Regions from separate parts of the Homo sapiens genome. Here region 1 is linked to region 2. The links are chromatin contacts, found by Hi-C or POLR2A ChIA-PET in ENCODE. All regions are on one chromosome and are shown on one strand. Each heading gives the region's core, a stretch centred on a gene start or an enhancer-like site at or near the end of the contact. The rest is flanking DNA. Distances are from core to core; before and after follow the strand shown.

What was found. Hi-C counts contacts between places; a loop is a spot of excess contacts on that map. ChIA-PET counts read pairs that join two places held with the same protein, here RNA polymerase II (POLR2A). Pooled maps may share reads with other maps.
Region 1: a map of natural killer cell shows a loop between it and region 2 (8-fold over the local background). The contact joins two enhancer-like sites. A Hi-C loop is called at or near these places in 2 of 168 maps with a recorded cell type or tissue (natural killer cell and transverse colon), 1 of 37 single-sample maps with no recorded cell type and 5 of 50 pooled maps. POLR2A ChIA-PET finds 5 or more read pairs at or near these places in 1 of 52 experiments (activated CD4-positive, alpha-beta memory T cell).

What each region holds. Positions count from the first base shown.
Region 1 is chrX:72,099,476-72,103,155 of GRCh38, reverse strand. All of the region lies in intron 1 of NHSL2 (NHS like 2), which reads right to left. Among named protein-coding and RNA genes, the nearest start is that of RTL5, 31 kb to the left of the region's middle. RefSeq lists a silencer at 1,920-2,039. Within about 2 kb of position 1,280, at least 7 of the 41 ENCODE cell types and tissues checked have a DNase peak (open chromatin) inside an H3K27ac peak, as active enhancers do; they include natural killer cell, where a contact is called at or near this core.
Region 2 is chrX:71,990,831-71,994,792 of GRCh38, reverse strand. All of the region lies in intron 1 of NHSL2 (NHS like 2), which reads right to left. Among named protein-coding and RNA genes, the nearest start is that of NHSL2, 82 kb to the right of the region's middle. Within about 2 kb of position 1,917, at least 3 of the 41 ENCODE cell types and tissues checked have a DNase peak (open chromatin) inside an H3K27ac peak, as active enhancers do; they include natural killer cell, where a contact is called at or near this core.

The DNA of each region.
Region 1 (3,680 bases), core at 31-2,530, 110 kb before region 2:
GGTCAAGAGGAGCTACCTGGGCTTGATAGCTGCCACTAGGGAGGGAAAAGTTGGCAAGAAGCTGTTTTTAGTTTCCTCCAGATGTCTGCTGGCCTAGGACCCTTTGGCTCTGTCCCCCGGGAAGGAATGTTTGTCCTAGGCAGCCTCTGCTTTGCTACTGGAGCTAGGGAGTGGGTACTCCCATCTGGGGCAAGAGAATGTGCCAACTCCTACTGTGCTTTTGCGGGTTAATCATTTCCAGGTAGGAGCTGTCACGAGTCACCCTGGTGTTCACCTCCATTGCTTTCCATGAACCAGTCTAGTTTCCTAAAAATACCTGCTCCCTATTTCCCAGGCCAAAATGCTCCAGGAAATGCCTGCAGCCCACGATTGTCAGATAAGTGGCTTCTTCTGTTAGTTTGACCTGTATTCTGATGAAAGGGATTACTAATACTGCAAGAAACAATATTCTGTGACTTACAAATTATATCTGTTAAGAATAATGAATACTTATATAGGGCTATTTATTATACTTTATAGTTTATAAAGGCTACTTTATATATTAGGTTGAACCATACAAATTTGCTGGCATTTAAATGCTTTGGACAGTTTCATAGGATTCAACCTAACACATTTTCTCATTTATTCCTCACCATAATGCTGGGTAGGTATTTTTAGCCCCATTTTACAGAGTAGAGTACTAAATCTTAAGAGTGGTGAAATGACTTTTGACTAAGATTATATATACAGGAAATAGCAGGGTTGAGACTTGAACTAAGTCTGTCTGATGCCAACTCTCATGCTCTTGGTTCTCGAGGTAGGATGATTCAGCCTGGAAGACCACTGCAAGGCTTCGAGACTCCTAGACTACCCTCAGGAATCCCCTGGCTGGTTTCTCTTGTCACCTTTTCTTAGTGGGAGAGATCAGCAGGTGCATAGATGCCTGCAAATAGAAGGTTCTAAAGTGATGAGGTGACAAGTTCTAGTTTTAAGGCTTTGGGAGCCCTGAGGAGGTACAACAAAGACAATATCCAAAGCATGTTAATTCACCCATGCATTTATCCGTCCAAGAGAATGCTACTGGGTAGCTCCCATGCACGTGACAGGCTCTGCACTAGGTGCTAAGTTAGTGCAGAGCCTAGGCTGCCAACATTCAGGGAAGAGGCTTAATCAGCAGGGCTTCTACGCTTTGGCCAGCCTCAGGAGGGGGCTGAAGCAGTAGAGGCTGGGGTGAGATCACCATGTGCATGGGACTTAGATTTCCTGTGACACTGCTCTGTCTTCCTAGCCCAGGCATGATTTGGGAGGCCACAGCTTGTGTGACCAAGCAGAAAGAAGCTGGGCTGTTGCCTGGTGCTTCAGGAGTCTGATACCACTGAGAGTTTCTAGGCTGCAGGGCTGGAGGAGGCAGCAGTAGGAAGGGAAAAGGAATGCTGGTGTTCCACTCCTCGGCCTGGTAATGGGGAAGCTGGCAGGTGGGGCCGATGAAAAAGAGCTCCCTCCCAGGCAGCCACAGGAGGAAATTCCTTTCTCCTGTGCCTAGCTGCTCTGAACCCTCGGCTCCACCATGGGGTTGGGTCTTGTAGCTGGCCAGCTTGGGGAGAAAAGGCTGGGGGAGGGCTCGTTTAGAACTTAGGCAGTGGGCATGCGACCGCCACCTTTGTTTGGGGACAGCATGTTGTCCCGTGGGAGATAATCACATTTCTCAGCTTCCTGTCAATCCAGGGGCCGAGCACCCAAGCCTGCTGTGGAGTCCAAATGCTTCCCAAACCTGGCCTGACTCAGGCCAGGGCAAAACTGGCTGCTCCACCTGTCCCCAGTGCTCTCCAGCCACCTGCCTCCTCCCATTCTGCCGACACCCACCCAGACACCAAACCCCGAGCTCAAACCCTGATGCGAGTCTTCTTGCAGGATGCAATTGAGCCCATGCTTACCATTCCAGGCTCTAAGCTGTGCCGCCATGGCTGTCACCACTGCCGCCCAGGAGCACAGTGGCTCTGGGGCCACAGAGTTAAGATCTCACAGTTGAGTAAGCCACAATGTGGGTTCTTCACACCACACCCTCCCCAACCACAGTGGTAGGGATTTCCTCAGAGCCCCGTTGCCACACACTCTGCTTTTGAAAAAAAAAAAAAAAAGGAAACAGGCATTGGGTTTTGAGTGTGATGAGACGCTGTGAACAGAGATGCCTCTGAAAGCAAAGAAAGGGGAACCTGTGACAGACCTCAGATAATCACCTCGTGAGCACTCAGGCTCTTTCTATATCTCTGTGGCCATGCTACGGCTTGTGGAAAGGCCAGGGCCATTTGTACAGCAATATGCCACATAATGGCATGTAAGTTAACACAGCAGTCCCCAACCTTTTTGGCACTAGGGACTGGTTTTGTGGAAGACAATTTCTCCACGGACTTGGGTGGGGGCATGGATTCAGGATGAAACTGTTCCACCTCAGATCATCAGGCATTAGTTAGATTCTTATAAGGAGCAAGTAATTGAGATCCCTCACATGCACAGCTCACAGTAGGGTTCCTGCTCCTATGAGAATCTAATGCCGCTGCTGATCTGACAGGAGGTGGAGCTCAGGCGGTAATGCTCGCCCGCCTGCCACTCACCTCCTGCTGTGTGACCCAGTTCTTAACAGGTCATGGACTGGTACGGGTCCATGGCCCAGGGGTTGAGGACCCCTGCTTAATGGACTGCATATATGACAACTGCATATATGACAGTGGCCCCATTAGATGATACCATAGTTTTGCTCTATCTTTTCTAGGTTTAGTTATGTTTAGATACACAGATAAGTACCATCGTGTTACAACTGCCTGTAGTATTCAGCACAGTCACGTGCTGTATGGGTTTGTAGCCTTGGAGCCATAGGCTGTACCATATAGCCTAGGTGTGCAGCAGGCTACACTATCTAGGTCTGTGTAAGTACACTCTATGATGTTTGCACAATGAGGAAATCACCTAATGACGCATTTCTCTCGTAGCGTATCCCCATTGTGAAGCGAGGCCTGACTGTACTTGGCTCGGCTGTTCTGGTCTGCACTCAACCAGCATACGTTGAATTTATTGGAGTCCACAAACCAAGACCCTGAGAAGCTTCATGAGTTGCCTTGAGTGGTGAAGTTGAGGATTTTGTCCTCAATGTCTGACCTTCTAATCCATTCCTACCAACCACAGAGACACACAGCTCAGGTGACATTTTGAATCTCTCTGCCTGCTCAACTTCCACTGTTCAATACGGTAGCCAGAAGCCACATGTGGCTCTTAAGCTCTTGAAATTGGCAGTCTGAACTGAAATGTGCTGGATGTGTAAAACATACACCAGATTTCAAAGACTGAATATGAAACAAAGAATGTAAAGTATCCCATTAATAATTTTTAATATTTGATTACATTGTAAGACACTATTTTTGATATATTGGAGTAAATTAAATATATTATTAAAATTAATTTCACCTTTTTCTTTTTACTTTTTAAATGTGGCTACTAGAAATGGGGATACTGGTGGCCGGCGTGGCGGCTCACGCCTGCAATCCCAGCACTTTGGGAGGCTGAGGTGGGTGGATCATGCGGTCAGGAGTTTGAGACCAGCCTGACCAATATGGTGAAATCCCATCTCTACTAAAAATACAAATAAAAAATTAGCCAGGTGTGGTGGTGGGGGCCTGTAATCCCAGCTACTCAGGAGGCTGAGGCAG
Region 2 (3,962 bases), core at 668-3,167:
AGTCTCGCCCCACTTCCTGACTGTCTAACACGTGGAGGCTCTAGTGTGGGCCTTGCAAAGCTGAGATCAGACTCATCACTCCCCAGCTCCAAACCCACAGGTGGCTCCCCATTGCCTTCAGAGGACAAAAAGCCAAGATCCACAGCCACTTACAGCATCTCATTCCTTTTTTTAAACTTTGATTTTAGGTTCAGGGGTACATGTGCAGGTATGCAGGTAAACTGCATGCCTCAGGGGTTTGAGGTATAGATTATTTTGTCCTCATTCCTTAAACACTAGTCACATAGGGCAACACACTGGGGCGTGAACATGCCATTGGTATCCATAACTCCAGGGGTCTGCTCAGGGGCTCCCTGCGCCAGTAAGGCCCTGCCTCCTCTTCAGCTTGATTTACTCATTTTGTTCCTCCAGCACCTGGCTGAGCCATCTCCTTTTCACCCGAAGCCTACCTTCCTCAACTTTTACACACACACACACACACACACACACACACAGAGGGAGCCTCCCTCAGGGATCTCTCAGTCTGTCTGCCCTCCCATCTTTCCTCCAATCAGGCTGGTTGCTTCTCGAGGGCAGGGGTTATTTCTTATTTGTTCATCTCTGTAACCCCAGCACTACCTTTGCCAGAGTAGTCAATAGAGGTTTATTGAATGAATGAATGAATATACTAATATGTTACAATAGATACTAAGGGATCAGAGAGAGGAGAAGCATTTGTTTGGCCTAAGGAGAGGGTCAGAGAAAGTGGCTCAGAGATGCCATTGGAGCTAGATGTGGAAGACCAAGAAAGAGTTCACCAGGCCAAAAGAATTCTCAGTGATGTACAACTAAATTTTGCTTTTCACATTTGATACAAACTGGCAGCCAGAAGGCTGAATGTGGCTTGCAGATGCTTTTGGTTTGGCCATATATTTTTTTTTTTTTTGGTTTTGGCCTGCATAGTGTTTTCAAAAGTAATGTAAAAAGACAGGCATTATGGTTGGTCACACCGTGACTTGTCTTACACTTGGCCGACTCTCACCCTTATGGTACCTGCTGGGAGGCAGGTGGGGAGTGTAGCCCTGCGTGCATTTGATTTGCCTCCTCTGGCCAGGGAACCCCAGTGCCTTCTCACTGCTCAAAAGTCCTGCTGCTAAAGACGGAGCATCCTTGGCTCATTCAGACAGAGCCTCCATACCATGCCAGGCCTGGCCAGCTGGTTAGTAGCTATGGGGATGACAACCCAAATGCCCACCACCTACAGGACCATCATGTCTACCTCAGACCCTCCAGGGTACTCAAGAGCTCTCCTTGTGATGGTGGAAGTGGGTGGAGAGGCTGGGCAGTGTGCAGACAGCAGCTGCAGACCAGGCCAGGGCTTGGCTTACCTTGACCCCCAGTTACTCAAAAGATAGAGAACAGCAACCCCAGAATCCCCTCCATGGCTCCCATCTCAGTAGGCGATTGCATTTTAGCAGGAAGCCTCACTGTGTGATGATAAGGCCTTTCGCTGAACATAAGGCTCAGGTATGGGTCTTCAACCAAGGGCTATGCAGGAAAAGCTGGGCTTCCAGGCCACTGGGGGTAGCTGAGTGTGCCAGAAACGGCACAAGTCAATGTGTGGGCTTCCACGGCTTCCAGCTGGAATACTGCAGGCCAGTTAGAGGTGGAATAAAAGCCTTCAGACACCAGCAACTACTGCCAGAGACACAGGCCCAGCTGGCTATGTGGAAATGAAGGTGAGAAAAGTTCCCGCCCCTCCCATCTAGCTGACACTGGGGCTCTCTGGCTTTGTGGCCCATACTTGTTCCTGTCGCTGCCAGAGCACCCTGGTTTCAAGCTACACGGAACAAATCCACACACTACAGCTACAGCCAGGTCCCTCAGTGCTGTCACAAACATGTACATAACACACAGCACACCCACAGTCATACCAACACCACATCATGTCCCGCTGTGTTCACGGTCTTCAGTCCCAGCCACAGCCTAGCCCAACCCAGCCCAGCTCTAATGCCCTTCAGCGACTGTGCTGTCTTACAGCCCCACAAGCGGGTGTACCCACTTCCCCTGGCAGCCGCAATGATCTTAAGTGTCTCACTTAACGCCTTGCTGACATAAGTTAGTGGCAGTCATGCAAAGAAAACCAAAAACAGAAAGAAACAAAACAAAAAACCCTAAAATTGCTTCTCCAGGGCTTTGAAATGTGTTCCATAAAGTTTCTTTGGAAAGTTTGCTTTATCCATTCTATTTGACTTTGACAAACAGTACTAGGGCTTTGTCTCCCTGAGTTCCTAAGCAGCAGAGCAGGAAAGGGCAGAAACAGGGAGACAAAGATACATAGTCAATCTTTTTCCCCCAGGAAGCTCCCTGCAGTTGTTCTGGACACATGAAACAGCTTAGTCAGAAACAGTCTTTCTTCTCCCCTTTTCCTTCCTCACCTCCCCACCCCACCCACTATCTCAGATGCCTACAACTGCTACATACAGGTGGATATGTTATTATGTGTCCCTAACTGAATAGCCCCTCTACGCCCTCCACACTGATTTTGGGGACACCCAGGCTCTACATACACCCAGTGACTGCAGCCATTTGGCTCCACAGGTCATCAGTGCTTCCACTTTGACCCAGTGCCTGACTATGCCCAGTGATGGGCACATACACCCACACCAGCCCTCTCTGCCCACCTCCCAGTACCTTTCACCCAGATGCTGCCCAAATGTGTGGGACTCAGTTGCTGTCCAGACTACGCAAGTGCCTTCCAGCAGCTGCTGTGTTTGTCTAGCATCTCCCAGTGAGCTGTGCCTTGCCTGCCTGTGGCCAGGCAGATCTGCAACTCATGTGGCCCTTGGGCCTGGCTAATGCAAAGGAACCCAGTGATGAGAATGCCTCCTTGATCTTCCCTGCCCTCTGTGCGTATCTCTATGGAGTCTTAGTGCAAACTAGGCCACTGACAGCCAAAGACAGAGAGAGAGAGAGAGAGAGAGAGAGAGAGAGAAAGAGAAAGACACACAGAGAGACATAGAGAGACAGAGAGAGAGAAATGCTTCTAGCACACACCCCTCATTCAGCACTTTGTTCTGGAAAGGACTGGGCTAGGCAACTTGGGCTAAATTCACACTTTGTGCCTGCAACCAGTGCCCTCTGTATAGGCCCAGCTGGCTGCCAATAGGCACGCTGTGCTTGGTCCTTTCTAGTCTATAAATGGGCACCACTTGTGCTGGGCTATGTAAAGACAATTATTTTCAATGGAATAAAATCTCCCTCTGCAGCTGACTGCCAAAGTCAGAAATACTAACGGCATATTCCACTGTTCTTTGGTGGCCTGTTTTGGGAAGGCAAAGTTAGTCTGGCCTGACTGCTGTATATTAGATGACACTGGGAATCACTTAAGCAAAGCACTTGCAATTTTCATTTCAAAGCAGGTCAAACAGAGAATTCCAGCCACGCCAGAGTTGAAAGGTGAGTAAACACCACCTAATCCAAGAGTCACAAATGTAAATGCCTTTAGGCACCAAGCAGCTAATGAAAATAAGGGAGGTGGGGAGGTGTAAGAAAATGGGAGAAGAGTGGGGAACCACAGCACACACGCTTTCCAGAAAGGCATTCAAAATCACGTTAATGTGCCAACCAACAAAACATGTTTGCAGGCCCTTTGGGCCCAAGAGCTGCAAGTTTGAGACACCTGTTGAAGACACGAAGCCCAGAAAGAGGAAGGGACTTATTCAAGGTCACCCAACTGGTCAGTGACAGAGGACCCTGCACAACTATTTGGCAAAATGAGTCTTGTGATGGCTTAACCACGCTCATTCTTTCATTCCTTCACTCCCTCAGCAAACAGGTCCTGACTCCCAATGTCCTAGACACTCTCCTGTCCTGTCACAGCCCCAGTAGTTAGCCAGGCTTGTTCTTCATCTTCAAGAAGTTCTCAGTCCAGTAGGGAAGTGGCAAGAACAGAGCTTGGAAATAGAAATAGAGAGCAGGTA